2 separate regions of the Homo sapiens genome follow, and region 2 is linked to region 1. A link is a loop called in an ENCODE intact Hi-C map of the cell type or tissue named here. Cell type or tissue: CD4-positive, alpha-beta T cell. All regions are shown on one strand. Each heading gives the region's core, and the rest is flanking DNA. Links, peaks and the distances in the headings are about the cores only. Region 1 has its middle 20 kb from the start of PSD2-AS1. Region 2 overlaps LOC124901081 (a long non-coding RNA gene).

Evidence for each region. A loop is a pair of places that touch in the nucleus more often than their neighbours do. Peaks named below come from ENCODE experiments on the same cell type or tissue, not always from the same donor. Only the 100,000 strongest peaks of a DNase experiment are listed, where the experiment ranks them.
Region 2: it touches region 1 in a loop (5-fold over the local background); 2 of 110 quality-filtered maps call a loop at or near these places.

Annotation. Positions count from the first base shown.
Region 1 is chr5:139,760,402-139,771,930 of GRCh38, reverse strand. It overlaps a transcript of PSD2 not described here. Among named protein-coding and RNA genes, the nearest start is that of PSD2-AS1, 20 kb to the right of the region's middle. RefSeq lists enhancers at 7,634-8,297, 8,298-8,960, 8,961-9,624. In CD4-positive, alpha-beta T cell, for the core only: CTCF peaks have their summits at 6,024 (motif pointing right) and 6,228; DNase peaks (open chromatin) are centred at 6,070 and 7,360; H3K4me3 peaks cover 655 bases; H3K27me3 peaks cover 2,188 bases.
Region 2 is chr5:139,285,288-139,293,287 of GRCh38, reverse strand. LOC124901081 (a long non-coding RNA gene) reads left to right here. Exons shown (of 4, transcript XR_007058956.1): 1 at 1-14; 2 at 7,978-8,000. It also overlaps a transcript of MATR3 not described here. Among named protein-coding and RNA genes, the nearest start is that of MATR3, 4.5 kb to the left of the region's middle. In CD4-positive, alpha-beta T cell, for the core only: a CTCF peak has its summit at 4,903 (motif pointing left); a DNase peak (open chromatin) is centred at 4,867; H3K4me3 peaks cover 492 bases; H3K27ac peaks cover 50 bases.

The DNA of each region.
Region 1 (11,529 bases), core at 1,428-9,427:
GAGGCCCCTCTGCAGGCCCTGCCCTTGGAAGGGGTTGGACCGTGGTCCTTGGATGGCAGCCCAGTGGTCAGTGAAGATGCCCCCCAAGGCCAGGGGCAACAGCATCTTGAAGTCTGAGAGAACTTACTTCCCCATATGCGCTACACTGCCCCAGACCCTAAATAGCCTGTGGCACACCAGGGAGAGAGCCAGACTCCAGGGACAGCCAGACCTTGCACCAGCTGGGAAGAATGTTATAGAAAGGAAAGCAGGCTGCGGGGCGCGGTGGCTCAAGACTGTAATCCCAGCACTTTGGGAGGCCGAGGTGGGCGGATCACGAGGTCAGGAAATCGAGACCATCCTAGTTAACACGGTGAAACCCCATCTCTACTAAAAATACAAAAAATTAGCCGGGCGTGGTGGCGGGCGCCTGTAGTCCCAGCTACTCGGGAGGCTGAGGCAGGAGAATGGCGTGAACCCAGGAGGCGGAGCTTGCAGTGAGCCGAGATTGTGCCACTGCACTCCAGCCTGGGCGACAGAGTGAGACTCCATCTCAAAAAAAAAGAAAAGAAAAGAAAAGAAAGCAGGCCTGCTTCCTGCCTGCACTCCTGCGCTCAGGCTATTCAGGGCCTTACCCACCACGGCGGCTCCACCACAGAGGGAGTGCCCAGGGGTGGGGCAGCCCCGGGTCCCCAGGCCCGCAATTCCTCACCCTAAAATAGAGACTCCGCCACCCGGGCCAGTCACAACATGGGACCCAGCACAAAATGAAAATGTGGAGCTTCTTGTTCAAAAAGCAGGAGGGAAATGCCTAATAATAAAGGCGCTAAAATATAAAAGTATCTATGTATCTGTACCTAGAGATATATAAAGCTTCGCTTCTTTTCTGTTGGTCTGCCTCTAGATTTGTCATGAGTTTGTATTTGTTAAATATCATTTTAAGTAAAGAAAAATGAAAAATCTAAATGACTAGCATGAATTTTACTATTCATCTTTCTATTGTGCAATGTCAGTTTTAAATGCAAATATAAGGGTGTTTAACTCATATGCAGAATCATCAAAATCGTATAATTTGTATTCAGTACCTTGTGCACACATGTGTATTTCATCTTACCTGAAATGGTGGGAAAGGGCACAAAACTTACTCAACTGTTTTCATTTCTTTTCTTGACTTATGCACATTCTCTCAACATGCTCTGCTTTTAGCTTATGATGTGTGAGGAGGGGCTGAAAGGAAAGGAACTACAGGTTGCCTGATCTGTCCCTGTCCTAGCTCATCATGATTAGTGTCAGCGGTTGGCTTATCCAGCGAAATAACATGAGGAAGAAGGCTATAGCAGGGTTCCTGGGCCATTCATGTTTTTTTGTTTGTTTGTTTGTTTTTTTGACACGGAGTCTCGCTCTGTTGCCCAGGCTGGAGTGTAGTGCCGCGATCTCAGCTCTCTGCAACCTCCGACTCCCCAGTTCAAGCAATTCTCCTAATTCTCCTGCCTCAGCCTCCTGAGCAGCTGGGATTATAGTCCGCCTGCCACCACGACCAGCTAATTTTTGTATTTTAGTAGAGATGGGGTTTCACCATGTTGGCCAGGCTGGTCTCGAGCTCCTGACCTCAGGAGATCCACCTGCCTCAGCTCCCCAAAGTGCTGGGATTACAGGCGTGAGTCACCAAGACAGGCCCTGTTCATGTTTCTTAGCACACAATTGCCTTCTTCTTGCATCTGGCAAGTTCTGGTTGAAATGGATGGTGAGGTCCCTCAGGGCTGTCAGCGTTCCTCTTACTCAGTTGTAGACATAACAAGCTTACCTTACACTCACTTTGAGTCTTGCTGAGCCCCCACATGTGGTGGGGTCATCAGAATCCTGTGCTCACGGGCATCACCAGCACTGCATGCACACAGGAGCCCCAGCCGGCCCGCATGACACCCAGGTTCTACCTCTCTGTGTACCGCATGCTCCACTGTCCCACTGGACCCCACTTACAAAACACAAGTTCAAAGATGAAATTATGAGACATTTCAAGACAGCTACAGCAGAGCATTAAGGTAAGCAGGCCCTGGTGAGCATGGGGCCCTGTGTGACCCCACGTCAATGAAGCTGCCCCACCTCCACCCTCACCGCAAGCCAGATGGAAACTTCCAAGGAGGACTGTGGCTGGCCCAACTCAGGGCACTGCCCCCCACTGCCACCATCAGTGTCTTGAGTCCGAAGTGCAATGACTGACCCAGCCTGGGTCACAAGGCCACCCATGGCCAGGTAGGAGGTGAAGGTGGGGCATCTATGACTCACTTCACCTTTAGGGAACAAAGGTGTGTCCCTGAAGGGCTGGGCAAGTGCTGGACAGATGAGAACTCAAGCCACCACAGTCCCCTGCCCATAGGTGAGGTTCAGTACAGGAGGGCAGTTCAGGCAGGGGAGAAGTCTTTATAATGAAGGAAGGTGGGAAGCCTGAGGAGCCACAAGTGCTACAGCCTGGCTGCCCCCCACAGAGGAGCTGGGAGAGATGAGGGCATAGAGGTAGCAGGTCACATGGAGGCCCTGAGTGCCCTCCATTGGGACTTATCGCACTCTGACCATGCCACCCCTGTCTAGAAGCTTCTCTGGATTTTTGCTGTCAGGAAAATACCCACAGCCCTATCCCTGAGGCCTGAGGCCCGTCCTCCTCTCCCCCAACCCCCGCCGCCACCTGCTCTGCTGCAGCCGTAGCCCTGCTTGCCCTGGGTCTTAGGCTCTGTGCCTGTTCTTCCCTTTGCCTGGAGCCCTCTTCCCACCATGCTCCTTCTTCAGACTATGCACACTCCCTCTGGGTCCTGGCATGAATATCACCTCCTTCAGGAAGTCTTCCCCAACCCACCAGGCTGGGTCACAGGCCCTGTGCTTCTCCAACATCACTGCCTGGTGACTCATCTTCCCCTACCCTCCACCAATGACAGAATTCCATGAGGGCAGGGACTGGCTCCTGTTCAGGGCAATAGCCCCAGACCCCAACACGTAGTAGGTGCTCAATAATGTTGTTGACTGAACGCATGAGTTCACAGGCTGTGGGAGTCTGGACTCTGCATGAGCTACTGTCTTGTCTTACAGATCAGACAGTTAGTCCAGGGTGGAGGGACTGAGAGGCATGATGCACCCACCATGTTGCAGGCCCGATTGGCTCTTTACATTCCTGACCTCACTTTTTTACTCCCATCCAGCCCAGGAGGGAGGGAGGTGTTGTTTTTTTTTTTTTTTTAGATGGAGTTTTGCTCTTGTTGCCCAGGCTGGAGTGCAATGGCTTGATCTCGGCTCACAGCAACCTCTGCCTCCCAGGTTCAAGCAATTCTCCTGCCTCAGCCTCCCAAATAGCTGGGATTACAGGCATGCGCCACCAAGCCCAGCTAATTTTGTATTTTTAGTAGAGACGGGGGTTTCTCCATGTTGGTCAGGCTAGTCTCGAACTCCCTTCCTCAGGCGATCCACCCACCTCGGCCTCCCAAAGTGCTGGGATTACAGACTTGAGCCACCATGCCTGGCCAAGGAAGGTGTTTTTATACCTGTTACACAAATGAGGAAACAGAGGGCAGTGAGTGGGTCACATTCTCTTTTTATGCCCTCCTCTCCCCCACTACACACATCTAAACCGCAGCCAGGGTGACCAGCCCACTGGCCTCTCAGCCTGGAGTCCAGAGGTCCTCTTTTCTTGGCCTGTCTGGGAGAGAACTCTCTCCCAGCTGGGGCCTGTCCTATCCTTTCTCCCTCCTCTTCCTCCCCCTCCCCACTTCCTTCCTTCCTGCTGTAGGATATTCCCTTTGCAGGAAAGGTTCCAGGTTCCGGGGCAAGGCCCCCAGGTTCAGCTGCCCAGGCTGGGACACGTGCTACCTCCATCAACCAGCCCCTTTGCCCTCCCTGGCGGGGGGCCAGATATCTGAGCCAGGCCCAGGGGACAGGGGAGCACTGCACAGGGGACAGCTCAAGGTCTTCTTGTCCCTCTCTCTGCCTCCAGCCCTAGCTGAGGCAGAGGACTCTGGAACTCATCCTGGTGCCCTGGGGTCAGGCACTAGACCTGGTAGGGGCTTTGTCACTCTGCCTGTGAGCTGGTCATCACTGAGAGCCTCTGAGCAAGAGCCTTACCTCTGTCAAGCTGGTATATAACCTCTTGGATTGCATGTGCTGAATCACTTTGCACAGCACCTGGCACAAAGTGAGTGCTCAGTTAACATTATTAACAGCTCCAATCATTGTTATTATTCTCTCCAATATCATCCTCATCTGACTGAATCTTTACAGCTCTCCTGGGAAGTAGGTAGAGTTTTGATCCTCATTTTATAAATAAGAAAACTGATGCTTACAAAGACAGGAGGGGCCAGATGCCGTGTCTCACATCTGTAATCCCAGCACTCTGGGAGGCCGAGGTGGGCAGATCACTTGAGATCAGGAGTTCGAGACCAGCCTGGCCAACATGGGGAAACCCCGTCTCTACTAAAAATACAAAAATTAGCTGGGCATGGTGGTGCATGCCTGTAATCCCAGCTACTTGGGAGACTGAGGCATAAGAATCCCTTGAATCCGGGAGGTGGAGGTTGCAGTGATCTGAGATCGTGACATTGCACTCCAGCCTGGGCAATAGAGTGGGATTCTGTCTTTAAAAAATAAAAATAAAAGGAAGAAAGAAAGAAAGATGGTGGCTGGGTGCGGTGGCTCACGCCTGTAATCCCAGCACTTTGGGAGGCCGAGGCAGGCGGATCACGAGGTCAGGAGATCGAGACCATCCTGGCTAACACGGTGAAATCTGTCTCTACTAAAAATACAAAAAAAATTAGCTGGGCAAGGTGGCGGGTGCCTGTAGTCCCAGCTACTCGGGAGGCTGAGGCAGTAGAATGGTGTGAACCTGGGAGGCAGAGCTTGCAGTGAGCCGAGATTGTGCCACTGCACTCCAGCCTGGGTGACAGAGCGAGACTCTGAGAAAGAAAGAAAGAAGGAAAGAAAGAAAGAAAGAAAGAAAGAAAGAAAGAAAGAAAGAAAGAAAGAAAGAAAGAAAGAAAGAAGGGAAGGAAGGAAGGAAGGAAGGGAGGGAAAGAGGGAAAGAAGGAAAGAAAGAAAGAAAGAAAGAAAGAAAGAAAGAAAGAAAGAAAGAAAGAAAGAAAGAAGGAAGGGACTTGCCCAGACTCAAACCCAGGCCAGTCAGTGCTCTTTATCACCTTACTATCCTGATGCCTACCCCTCTATTCGCCCTAGAGCAATTCTTAACCTGCTGGGTGTCTCAGTTTCCCCAGCCAGGCAATGGCGAGGATGGAGGAGGCATCTCTAAGGACCTTTAAGTCTAAGGGAACTTATTAATCCATCGAGGTGGGGCTGCTGGAATGGGCACAAAATCACAGATCTAACCATGGAGGGTCCTACAGGCCAAGGTCACCTAAACTCAGGACAGACTGCAAGAGTCTAACCTGGGTCCCTTCTGCTCTAGCTCCATCCATTTCCCCCATACACAGAGGAGAGAAAACCCCATATTGTGGGACAGGGAGAGGGTGCCCCCCACCATTCCAGGACTGCTGAAGACTGAGAAACAGGCCCAGGCAGGTGAAAAGAAGGCTAGGCGCTGGTAGACGGGCAGAGGCAGAAACAGAGTCATCGAAGGGTAGGTCCATCAACAAGTATCCCATGAAAGGCTTAGGGCCAGATAGAACTGCCAGGCCTGGAAGGGAGGCCTCACCCTACTGCCACCAATCCTGTATCGCCCCCTTCTACAAACAGCACATCGAATCACAGCTCAGATTGTAGACTTCCTGAGTTCAGATCCATCTGTTAGTCCTTCATCTGTGGACTCAGCGATCCACCCCCACCACCATTCTGCTCCGCGGTCCCTCTCCCCAGGCCCTGGTTCCACACCTCCCTACCCAATGTTCTCCCTTCATCCAGACCCCAGGCTCTCTACCCAGCCACCACAGAGGGGCCTGGCTTGCCGTCACCCCATCGCCGCCAGCTTGAGGACAGGCCCAAAAAAGGAGGACAGGGAAAGAGAGAGGGAACGAACGCACCACCCCGGGCCAGAGCGGCGTCCTCTCATCGGCCTAGGAAGCTGTACTGCTCAGCAGCCACCAGAGGGCGCGCGCCCCTTCTCAGAGCCAAAGCCACGACGGCGGCGGTGGCGGCGGACCCGGAGGGGTTTGCAGAAGATGCGGGGCAGGGGTGCGGTCACTCCGGGAGGAACCCCCCCGGAACGCAGCCGCACCCTGGGCTCGGATTCAGCCCTTGTAAGAAGACGGCCTTGGATGCTGCCCCTCGACCCTCTCCCCAGCCGCGCCCCGCGCTTCGGTCTCCTGCTGACTACTCGCTCTCTCCCCCTCCTGGCCGCTGCGAGCACTGCGGCCCGGCGGAGCTTGGGCTTGGAGGGTGGGAGGTGGGCAAGGGGGCGAATGGGGATTTATCTGGAAATAATGTGGCAAGGGGCTGCATGGTGGGAATATACTGGGCAGAACGAGATTGTAGTGGTTAGCACTAGGTGAACAGAAGTACGAAGAGGTGGGGAACTACAGTGGATGTGCAGGGTACTGGGCCGATTAATAGGAGGGCACTGGGGGCCACCGGGCAGGTACTGGGGGCAGTGGGTGGTCCCTGGGGGCTATTTAAGTGGTACCAAGCCTAAACTGGAAAGAGGGCGCTGGGTGGTTTCCTGGTGGTAACGGGGGCCCTGAGTGCATGTTGGAAGTACCACTGCGTAGGCACTGGGGGTACTGAATAACAACTGGAGACATTGTGTGCTGGGAAGAACTGGAAGGCAGTGTGAAGATAGCGAGCAGAAGGGGCACTGAGTGGGAACCAGGGGTGGGAGGGTCACGGAACCCGCAGTGGGAAGTACTGAGTGGGTCTGGGGATATGGCACAACTGAGAGGGTGAGGGGGCGTTGGAAGGGTTCGTGGCAGGTACTGGGCATTATCTATGAGAAGTGGGGACATGGGTGGACATCGGGTGGGTCATGGAAGTCACTGGGGTCACACTGAAGCCCTGGAACAGTATGGCACTTCCCTGGCTGTGCCTCAGTGCCCCTCACAACAGCGCCACTTTCACAGCCAGGACTTAGATCAGAAATGTCCCTTCGCCAGTGAGGGTATCCTGCCCTGACCAGAACCTATTCCTGCTTTCCTGGCGGGTGTGGAGGGTGCTGCTCATAGACAGAGGACAGGCTCTATTATCTACCTCCCCCAGATGAGGTGGGAAGTAAAGGCAGGTCAGCCCCTTATCCCTAGAAAATAAGGAGCCCCCTGCTCAGCCCCTCCCATCAGGTTTCGGCCTCCTGGCCCAGCTTGCTGGCTGCTGGGCCGGGAGGGGCTGCCAGGCTCGGCCTCCTGCCCACTGCGGGGCGCCGGGGGAGGGCGGCGCGCGGCTCGAGATGCCGCGTTGCCATGGAGACGCTGCCGCATCCTGACTGCTCCTGGCAACGGGGTCCCGCAGCCAGGCAGGCGCTCGGCGGGGACCCCAGGGAGCGGGCGCGCCAGGCTGCCCACGGCGCCGCCAGACCCCCGGGACACGGATATGGCTCCCCCACCCACAGGCGCCCCTCACTCACACTCCCAGGGGCACACGGATGTACGTACGCGCCCCAGCTGCAGCAGCCCAGGCGGAACTGCAGCCCAAGCCCTCCCTGCAGCCCCCACTCATTAATTCAGCAAACATTTGCTTACGGTCTCAGTGCCAGGCGCGAGCTGGCCACTGCGGTTGTGGCGGCGACAAGTCACACGGGGACGCTGCACTGCCCCCCTCCCTCCCCATCTCGCAGCCCGCAGGGGAGGCAGACACAGAAACAGTGTGATCAATACTGTGACCCCAACAACAGCCACCCGCTGACTGTGTGCTCAGCCCTCCTCATGCAGGATCTTGCCTAAACTGTAAAACCCTTGGGAAGCACTGTGAGAACTCCTTTTCACAGATGGGGAAACTGAGGCACAGGAGAGCTCATCTATTCACCAGAGGCCATGTAGTCAGGGTGAGGCAGAGCTGGACTTCCCAATTGGATCTTGGTGACTTCCCCAGACTACCTTTGCTGGAGAATTTCCGAAGCACAGATGAGGGAGGACCCAACTCAGCTGGGGAGGCAGCAGAGAGAATTTCAGACTCAAGCTCGGGTCTTGGGAGAAAACGCAAGTCGACCAGGCATAGCAAGAGGCAGGAACACTAGGCTGAAAGAACAGCTGGTGCAAAGACCTGGAGAATGTAGACTGGCAGGCTGGGTGTGAGAGCAAAGGCAGAAGATGTGGTTAGGAAGCTGCTTGGAGGCCAATCCTGGAGGCTCGCTGTGCCAGGCCGAGGGGACTGGCCTCCATTCCGAGAGGAGCAGGGAAGGTGTGAGCAAGGGAGGGCATGCCTGACTATTGCTCTGGCAACCCTGGGGGTGAGGGGCTGGCCCAGGGCAGGTGAAGCTGGAGCTAGGAGACTAGAGCACAGGCCATGGTCATCATCCCAGCAAGGGACAAGTGGGCCCACTCGGCTTGAGTCCAGAGTGGAAGTAGGACACGGCCTTCTTGCCTTCCCCGGCAAAGATCCTTCTGCCTGATTGGGAACCCAGGGAATGACCCCAGAGCTAGATGCCTGACAAGGTGGGCACCCCAGGGGGAGCCAGGGCTTAAAGACAGTGAGCGCAGTGAATGAAAACATGCTTCAGAGTGACGTGAAGAACAACTGGGCTAGACTCCTGGAAGGACTTCCCAGGAGGAATGGGTGTGAGGTTCAGAGAGAGGCCAGGAGATCCTTGAGAAGAAAAGGAAGAGTCCCACACACCTCACACATCTGGAGGGAATAGACAAGATGTTTCTTCCAGACCCCTCCTGCCAGGGTTATTCCTCCCTGGGCCCGCCCAGCAGAGCCTGTTCAGGCACCCCACTGAGGAGGCACAGCATCCGGCCCCTAACCTCCCCCTCACCCAACAAGGTTAGCCTAATTTTTTTCCTTCCGTGGATTCAGGTCATTGCTCCCTGTCCTCTCTCTGAGGCGCTGCAGAATGTGACTAATTCCCTCCCTTCATTTATGGGTCCTGTTACCTGGAAGGTATTTATAGCGCAACAGCCTCCCTCTCTCCCCAGCGACTCCGCTGCTCTCCCCCCAGGCCATCTCTCCCCACTCTGCCAACCTTTGCCTCCCCTCTCTGCTGCCACAGCCCCACCACCTCCCCAGCCAGGCCTCCTGTCCTGCCATCCCCCTGGCAGGAAAGGGGGCTGGCTCTGCCGGGAGGGGTCTGCCGGGAGGGGTCTGTAGCCTTTCTGAGTGGAGTACTGTCTGCAGGGTAGATGACCCTCCTCTCTTGGACACGCTAAAAAAGGCCATCTAGGGCCAAGCTAGAAGAGGGTGACAATTGGTTGACCCCTCTGTGACCTCAACAAGCAACCTGGTACTTCAACTAACAATAGGCAACAATTATTGAGCGCTCAGCATGGGCAATACAGGGGATACCTGGGTCTATACATAACATTTCTTTACTTAGATAGGCATTGTGGTGCACACCTGTAGTCCTAGCTAGTCAAGAGGCTGAGGTGGGAGGATCGTTTGAGCCCCAGTTTGAGGCTGCAGTGAGCTATGATTGCGCCACTGCACTCCAGCCTGGGCAACAGAGCAAGACCCTGTCTTAAGAAAAAACGAATGAAGGACTGGGCGTGGTGGTTCATGCCTGTAATCCCAACACTTCGGGAGGCCAAGGCAGGTGGATCACCTGAGGTTAGGAGTTCAAGACCAGCCTGACCAACATGGTGAAACCCTGTCTTTACTAAAAATACAAAAATTAGCCAGGCATGGTGGTGCACACCTATAGTCCTAGCTACTTGGGAGGTTGAGGCAGGAGACTTGCTTGAACCCAGGAGGCGGAGGTTACAGTGAGCCGAGATTACGCCACTGCACTCCAGCCTGGCAACAGAGCAAGACTCCGTCTCAAAAAAAAGATAAATAAATAAAAATAAAAATTATTGAATGCTTACTATCTGTCAGGCATTATTATTATCCTTGATTTACAGCTATGGAAACGGAGGCTCAGAAAGGCTAAATGACCCTCCTCAGGTCCTCATGGTTGGGATGAGGTACTCCTGGACAGCTGCCTTCCAGAGCCCTGCCTGGTATTGGGAACTCACCTTAAAAGGCAGGCAGGGTGAGGGCTGCAGACAGCCAGGGGTTCCTGACCAAAACATATATCACAAAGTCAACAGTGTCCCCACTGGTCCTAAGCCATGGATGATCTCCCTGAGCAGTCAGGAAACAGCACCAGATGGAGGCCGGTGGGCTATTTAACACTGCCTGTCGCACACACATCTCCTCCTCCAAGCAAGGGTCATGGAAAGCAGAGGTTAGGGGGTGCTGATCTAAGCCAAGGAATAAGGGAAACAGGAAATAAGGGAAACTGGTGTCCACGGAGGAGGAGTGAAGGGGAACTACAGCAGAAAGGACGGAAAGAAGACCCTGTGAGGGACTTACAGGCTTATAGGGCTGAGGCAGGGACTGGCTGCTCTTTCACATCCCCACTTCACAACTGTGCGAAGCCCCTTTTACAGCCAGAAGCATGGAGACCCTGACAGGTGAACAGACTGACTCAGCTTTGCCCAGATCCTCTGGCCAGAAATTCTACAACACTGATGAAATGATTTCTGGGAGACAGGAAAGAATGGAGGAGAAGGCTGAGTTCAAATCCCAACCTTGTGCTCACAAGCATAGTGACATTGAGCAAGTGACTTCGCCTCTCTGTGACTTGATTTTCCCATCTGTAAAATGGGCTGACATCACATCTTACTCACAAGTGGTCATGAGGACTCAGTGAAGTGGATCAGGCAAAAAACTGAGCACCAGGCCTGGCACGCAGCAGGGACTCCGAGATGTTGATGGGCAATGCTGTGGTTTGTATTTGCCCCTGAGTCTTTCTTCTCTCACACATCTTCCCTGAGACTATGGCATCTTGGGGATAAGGACTGTATTTCCCTTTTATTTATTTGTGTATTTATTTTTATTATCCTAACCACTAGACCACCAGGGAAGGGCTACGTTTCCTCTATCAGCCTAACATTGACCTTGGGACCAGGAGATCCCCGGGGCAGGCTGCTGTTGGGAAAGAGCATTCATTGTTGTTATCATTATTTTCATTATCATCAGTACATCATTCTCTATTGGCTGTAGCACCATCAGCACACACCCAGCAGGCTTGTGGCTCTTGTTTGGGAGAGCCATTCCCCCTCACATTGCCACAAAGGCAGACCACAAGCCCTATGTGGGGTGCACCCTGGATCTAGCAGCTCTCATTATACCCCATTTGCCACTACCCTCCTCCATAGGGTGCCAGGAGCCTGCCTGGAAGAAGAAAGCCACTGAGTCATTCTGATTCCTGCTCAGTGAGCCAGAATCAGCAGCAGAGCCAGCCAGCGCATCCAAGGGAGGATCAGGGGCAGAGCTGGAATCCTGGGACTCTCCTGGCGGCACAACCCAGGGGCTGAGCATGGTGGCACCAGGAGCCAGGTTTGGGAGGGGAAGTGGAGACAGGAAATGCAGGGCTCCAGTGGCTGGACCCTGACAGAACAGGAAGGGGCAATGGCAGGCATCTGTGAGCACACC
Region 2 (8,000 bases), core at 1-8,000, 480 kb after region 1:
TGGTTTTTATTTAGGTATGTTTATTTATTTATCATAAATAAACTGTGTTGCTCAGGTTGGAGTGCGCTGGCGTTATCATGGCTCATTGCAGCCTCGAACTCCTATCCTCAAGGGATCCTCCCACCTCAGCCTCCCCAGTAGCTGGGACTACAGGCTCGCACCACCATGGCCAGCTAACTTTTTTATTTTTATTTTTTCCGTAGAGATGGTGTCTCGTTATTTTGCCTAGGCTGGTCTGGAACTCCTTGGCTCAAGCAGTGCTCCCGCCTCCGCCTCTCAGCATTGGATTAAGGGCGTGAGCCTACACGCCCAGCCAGCTGTTTTTTTTGTTTTGTTTTTTGTTTTGAGACGGAGTCTCACTCTGTCACCCAGGCTGGAGTGCAGTGGCGCGATCTCGGCTCACTGCAAACTCCGCCTCCCGGGTTCACGCCATTCTCCTGCCTCAGCCTCCGGAGTAGCTGGGACTACAGGCGCCCGCCACGACGCCTGGCTAATTTCTTTTTGCATTTTTAATAGAGGCGGGGGTTTCACCGTGTTAGCCAGGATGCTCTCGATCTCCTGACCTTGTGATCCGCCCGCCTCGGCCTCCCAAAGTGGCCAGCTGGTTTTTAAAATCAGGAATTCTGTGCAGGAGGGTCGTTGAGGCGGAGGACCGCGAGCCTTTTCCTTCCTAAAGACCACCGCCGCCTTTTGGTGAATTTGACTGAATGCAATACACTCTTGGGACTGAGGTACTGGTTAGGTACCCGGGTTGGAGGGATTTGAGCTCCGGCCTTCAGAGGCTTAAGTAAATTGTTTGGAGACCTAATCTGGCTGCAACTCTCTCCCCAACCATCCTTGCAGAACTCCGCATCTGGAGAGTTGGGAATTTTCCAGCACAGTTAATGATTATAATATGGAGTGCTTTCTATAAGGTGGGCAATGCAATAAGCAGTTTACACATAACCCTACAATAACCTTGAGAGGCGGCTACTGTGGGATACCATTTGGTAGATCACAAAACTGAGACATTAAAAGGTTATGTGATTTGAGGCACGGTAGATCTCGCCTGTAATCCCACCACTTTTGGAGGCCTTGGCGGGTGGATCACTTGAGTTCAAGAGTTCCAGACCAGCCTGGGCATCGTGGCGAAACACCGTCTCTACTAAAATAATAATAATAACACAAAGTTAGCTGGGCGTGGTGGTGTACGCCTGTGGTCCCAGCTACTCACCTGGTACGGAGGACGGGGCTGAGGATCGTTTGAGCCGGAGGCGGAGGTTGCCGTGAGCCTAGTGCACCACTGCACACTCCAGCCTGGGCTACAGAGTCAGACATTGTCTCAAAAAAAAAAAAAAAAAAAAAAAAAAGGTTATGTAATTCAATAAAGTGAAAAAGCTGGTCAGTGGAGTCTTGATGCCTCAACGAAGCACTACCTGAAATGGCATAGCCATAAAAATGAAGTTACTTGGCCAGGCGCGGTGACTCATGCCTGTAATCCCAGCACTTTGGAAACCCGAGGCAGGTGGATCACTTGAGGTCGGGAGTTCGAGACTAGCCTGACCAACATGGAGAAACCCCGTCTCTACTCGAAATACAAAAATTAACCGGGCATGGTGGTGCATACCAGTAATCCCAGCTACTCGAGAGGCTGAGGCAGGAGAATCGCTTGAACCCGGGAGGCGGAGGTTGCGGTGAAGCCAAGGTCGCGCCATTGCACGCCAGCCTGGGCAACAAAAGCAAAACTCCGTTTCAAAAAAAAATGAAGTTACCATCTCAAGACAGGGTAAATTGTTTTATCTACAAAATAAGTAGTAAGCCACTGATTCACAATATTACTTTATCTCAATCTAATTTAGTCAGTGATACAAGAAATATTTCTTGAGTACCTACTGTGTCAATATATTAGGCCTCAGCCAAAGAGCAGGAAAGGAGACAAAGGCACTGCCCTCATGGAGCTTACACTTTATGCAGACATTAAACCAATAAATATGTATTTGAGACGAGTGAATAATCTGAGGGAATGAGGAGCTTTCCTGAGAAACTGAGGTTTGAGCTAATATCTGACGAGTAGGCAATTAACTAGGTGAAGGGAATAAAGCATCCCCAGGCAGAGGGATCAGAATGTGTGAAAACTCTGAGGTAGACTTTGGGAAACTGCAGAATTTTTGGTGTGTTGTTTATTTTTGGAGACAGGGTCTTGCTCTGTTGCTCAGGCTGGAGTGCAGTGGTGTGACCATGGCTCACTGCAACCTCTGCGTCCCGGGTTTAAGCAATCCTTCCGCCTCAGCCTCCTGTGCATAGACATTAAAAAGGGCTGGAGATGTAGGAAAGGGCCATTTCCCTGGGGTTACAAATTCAAATGCAGAATCTAAGATAAACTGGGTAATACAAGTCCTATTTAATACTATCCAACGCAAGTTCAGTTGGGGACACATGAATTTTAAGGTAAGGAGTGGTATATATGGGTCTTGAGCCCAGGGAAAGATTGTGGGTTAGTGACAAATTTACAAGTTAATGCCGTAAACGAAGTAACAGGAGTTGAAAAATAAACTTAAAGCCAGACACAGTGGTTCACACCTGTAATCCCAGCACTTTGGAAGGCTAAAGTGGGCCGATCGCTTGAGGCCAGAAAGTTCAAGACCATCATAGGCAACATGGTGAAACCATGTCTCTACAAAAAATACAAAAATTACCCAGGCGTGGTGGCATACGCACCTGTAGTCCCAGCTACTCCGGGGCAGGGGTAGACAGGGTCAGGGGTGGCTGATGTGGAAGGATCGACTGAGCCTGGGAGGGGGTGGCACTGCACTCCAGCTAGGCAACAGAGCAGGACCCTGTTAAAAAAAAAAAAAAAAAAAAAAAAAAAAGAGCGGCCAGGCGCAGTGGCTCATGCCTGTAATCACAGAATTTTGGGAGGCAGATCGTTTGAGGTCAGGAGTTCGAGACCAGCCTGGCCAACATAGTGAAACCCCATCTCTACCAAAAATATAAAAAATTAGCTGGGTGTGGTGGCGCTCGCCTGTAATCCCAGCTACTTGGGAGGCTGAGGTTGCAGTGAGCCATGATCACACCACTGCACTCCAGCCTGATCAACAGAGCAAGACTCTGTCTCAAAAAAAAAAAAGAACCTTAAGTGGATGCAGTGAAAAAAGAGGCCTGAGCGCCAATCCTTGAGGAACTTTAATCAAGTATAGCAAAGGAAACTTAGTGGACAGGGGTAGGGGGAGAAAAGCAAATATATGTATATATGAAGGGAAGGCAGAGGAAGGAAAGCACAGAAATTGTGTTGCCTTGAAAACAACAACAAAATACTTCAAGGACAAAGTGATCAACAGGGTCAAATGCTACCAAGAGGTCAAGATGAAGACCAATGACATCTACAAGATTTAGCAACATGGATATCAGGTAACATTGAGAGTTGCTTCCACTGAAGCGTGAAATAGACTGGAAAGGCTGAATATGGGAAGAAGGAAGACAAAAAGTACTCAATGCAGAAAATTTTGGCTATGAAGAGACTAGAGGAGAGAAAGCAGGATTAAGGGTTTTTTGTTTTACTACGTGAGGGACTTCAGCACAACGAATTGGCAGTAAGGATATCTTAACGAAGGAATTGTTGGAAAGACAAGGAGATGGGATAATCCATAATAGAGGTTCCTGAAAGGATAGGGAAGAAAGATAATTTCCTTTACAGTAACAGGAGGTATGGAGCAGACAGTGCTGAAATTTCATTAGATTGGTAGAAGGAAGACATGGACATTATAGTCAGCTAATATCAATTTACTCTGTGAGAAAGTCTTCTGTTGAGAGCTGGAGCTGCAAGAAGGAAATTTATATATTTATGTATTTTTTATCATATTTATAAATTTAGAGACAGGGTATATATTTAGAGATGGGGTCTTGCTCTCTCATCCAGGATGGAGTGCAGTAGCTTGATTGTGGCTCACTGTAGCCTCTAATTCCTGGGCTATAAGCTATCCTCCTTCCTCAGCCTCCCAAGTACTGGGACTTACAGGGGTGTGCCACCACGCCCAGGCAAGGAAAATGTTTAAATAGCCATTGTGAAAGTGGAACTGCAATCTTACATCTGTATGTTATTTTCTGTTTTTCAAAGGTTTGAGCAAAGCTTACAAAATGTGATTCACATCTTTGAGGCCAATCATTTGACAGGCTTGGAAAAGGAATTTGGTAGGATTCATCAAGGGCTGGGGCTTCCCTCATGATGTTGGCCGGGTGTGGTGGCTCACGCCTGTAATCCTAGCACTTTGGGAGGCTGAGACGGGCAAATCACAAGGTCAGGAGTTCAAGACCAACCTGGCCAACATGATGAAACCATGTCTCTACTAAAAATCCAAAAATTAGCTGGGTGTGGCCGGGCGTGGTGGCTCATGCCTGTAATCCCAGCACTTTGGGAGGTTGAGGCGGGTGGATCATGAGGTCAGATCGAGACCATCCTTTCTGACATGGTGAAACCCTGTCTCTACTAAAAATACAAAAAAAATTAGCTGGGCGTGGTGGCAGGCACCTGTAGTCCCAGCTACTCGGGAGGTTGAGGCAGGAGAATGGCGTGAACCCAGGAGGCGGAGCTTGCAGTGAGCTGAGATTGTGCCACTGCACTCCAGCCTGGGCGACAGAGTGAGACTCCGTCTCAAAAAAAAAAAGAGATGATGTTTAAACCCACCATGTAGCTAGCTTTGGAAAGACAAAATTTTTTTGGAGGGAATCTTACTTTTCAGTGACTCTTGAGTCTTCCACTCAAAAGCTGATCTGCTTTCTACTCTGCAAGTCTGATTCCAACTGATCTTGTTCTCAACTATTAGATGAAACAACAGCCTCTGGTCCTTTGGCAGACAGAAACATGACTGCCTATCAAATCTCAGTTCAGATACACACCTACCCATGTTTGCATAAGGTTCTAATGCCATCTGGTGATCGTGCAGAGAAAGTCAAACTTTTTCAACGAAGTAATTATTTATTGAGGAACTTAGTGATGATGTGGGAGATTCAAAAGAAATATAACAGGTGCTTAGGGGCTTATCAGCAAAAAGACACAAAGGAAAAAAAGTTTGGTTTTTGTTTGTTGGTTTGTTTGTTTTTTGAGACAGGGTCTCGTGTTTCCCAGGCTGGAGTGCACTAGTGCCATCTTGGCTCACTGTAGCCTTGATTTCCTGGGCTCAAGTGTTCCTTCACCTCAGCCTCCGAGTACCTGGGACTACAGAAGCGCGCCGCCAAACCCAGCTAATTTTTTTTTGGTATTTTTTGTAGAGACGGGGTTTCATTATGTTGCCTAGGCTGGTGTCGAACTCCTGGGCTTATGTGATCTGGCTGCCTTGGCCTCCCAAAGTACTGGGATTAGAGGTGTGAGCCACCATGCCCGGCCACCAAAATTAATGCAAGATTTCATTCATCAAATGCCTATTTCATGAAGGACATTCTACAATGATGGAAAAGACAAACTTCCAGCCCTTAGGATCTTGGTTTGATGGAGATTGACAAGGAGTTTGACCTCAAAGTGGGCCTGTTTGTGAGCAGGCATGGGTAAAAAGCTGTATTCACATTTGGGTGTGGGAGTGGGTGTGCATCAGGAATGGTAAAGAATGGGGCCTTTCAAAGCAAGAATTGCTGGTGAGACTTTGAAAGGTCTAAGTGACAAGTTTGGTACAGCTTAATGATGAAACTTTTTTTTTTTTAGAGACGGAGTTTTGCTCGTTGCCCAGGCTAGTGTGCAATGGCGCAATCTTGGCTCACGGCAACCTCCGCCCACCGGGTTCAGGCGATTCTCCTGCCTCAGCCTTCTGAGTAGCTGGGATTACAGGTGCGCGCCAACATGTCCAGCTAATTTTTGTACTTTTAGTAGAGATGGGGTTTCGCCACATTGGCCAGGCTGGTCTCGAACTCCTGACCTCAGGTGATCCACCCGCCTTGGCCTCCCAAAGTGGTAGGATTACAGGCGTGAGCCTCCTCTCCCAGCCCTGTAATGAAACTTTCAATGCCAGAATAGAGTATGGATTTGAGATTATAATGAGGACCTTTTCCAATTTTGAGTAGAGGAAAAAGCAAGAAAAGATTGGGGACATATACTTTGACACCACAAAATCCATTAAAATATATTATGTGAATATGAGGAGTCCTGTCATCAATGACATTTTTCTTGAAATTTCTTTTGATGAGAAAATTAAGCTTGACAAAGGTAAAAGTCCTAAAAGACGACAAAATGGAATTATGGAATTCACACCTTTGAGGTCAACCATTTGATATTCAGCAGCCAACTAATATTTGAGAGACTATTTATTACTATTGTATACTAGGCACTTGCCAGTACATAATAGTAAACAAAATAAAACAAAATAAAAGGTCTCTGCTCTCATGGAGCTCAGGAGTCTAGCAGAATAGACCACTATTTACATGCTCTACTAAGCAGTTGATAACACATTTTAATTACCATTATTCCTTTTTTTTTTTTTTGAGACGGAGTCTGGCTCTCTTGCCCGGGCTGGAGTATAGTGGCATGATCTTGGCTCACTGCAACCTCCGCCTCCCAGGTTCAAGCAATTCTCCTGCCTCAGCCTCCCAAGTAACTGGGATTACAGGCCCGTGCCACCAGCTTGGCTAATTTTTGTATTTTTAGTAAAGATGGGATTTCACCAAGTTGGCTAGGCTGGTCTTGTACTCCTGACCTCAAGCGATTTGCCCGCCTCAGCCTCCCAAAGTGCTGGGATTACAGGTGTGAGCCACTGTGCCTGGCCAACGTACCATTATTCCTATTTCACATAAGATATCAAGAAGCTTGTCCACAGAGGAGGTCTACAGAAATAAATAATAAAATTAAAAAGTCCAGGCACAGTGGCTCACACCTGTAATCATAGCACTTTGGGAGGCCGAGGTGGGAGGATTACTTGAGGGCAGTTCGAGACCAGCCTGATCAACACAGTGAGACCCCATTTCTATTTTATAATAAATAAATAGCTTTTAAAAAGAAGATTGCCTATGATCTTGCAGCTAGAGACAAATGCAGAGCCTTTGAATGTTATGCTGTCTGCAGCAGAGTTGACACCTCAGAAATCTACTGGGACAGTTTTAATGCCCTGGAACCAGGTCATTTTTTAAGGCTACTTAAAAACAGAAAACTTAACCAGTAGCTGCTCTTCTAGCAGTGGCAAGAGGATGGGGTCAGGTCTTACAAAGGAGTTTTTGAAAAGGTTATATATGAATTTCAAAACTCTGTCTTTTGAGAGTTTAATTATAATGTGTCCTGGTCAAGATATCTTTAATATATTTGGGGTTCTTGGATCTGGATATTCATTTGTCTCTCTAGATTGGGGAAGTTTCCTTTAAGTAAACTTTCTGCCCTTTATTCTGCTCTTTCTGAAATACCCAAAGTGCGTATATGGGTTCACCTGATGGTGTCCCATAGGCTTCACTTTTTCATTTTTTTTTCCTCTGACTAATTTCAAGTGATCTGTCTCAAGTTCATTGATTCTTTTTTTGAGTCTGTTGTTGAAACGTCTGTGGAATTTTCCAATTTAGTCATTGTGTTCTCTAGCTCCAGAATTTGGTTCTTTTTAATGATTTCTGTTTGTTGAACTTCATATTGTTCATGTCTTGTTTTCCTGATCTCATTTAATTCTTTTTTTTGAGACGGAGTTTCACTCTTATTGACCAGGCTGGAGTGCAATGGTGCAATCTTGGCTCATTGCAACCTCCACCTCCCAGGTTCAAATAATTCTCCTGCCTCAGCCTCCCAAGTAACTGGGAGTAGAGGCCTGTGCCACCAGTAGAGCGAGATTCTGTCTCAAATAAAAATTTTAAAAATGTCTTGAAATTCTTATTCTGGCCCACAGTTTCTTCAAGACACAACAGGGCAAGCATTGAGGAATTTTAATAAAAAGTGATAAATCATATCATGGGGCAAGACTAGGGATTAGAATGTGGCATTCATTAAGGCTTTCCAGAGGAATATTTTTTAAAAATCTAAAAGACTATGTTTTGTTCTGTTAGGACAAACAGAACCCACTGCACAC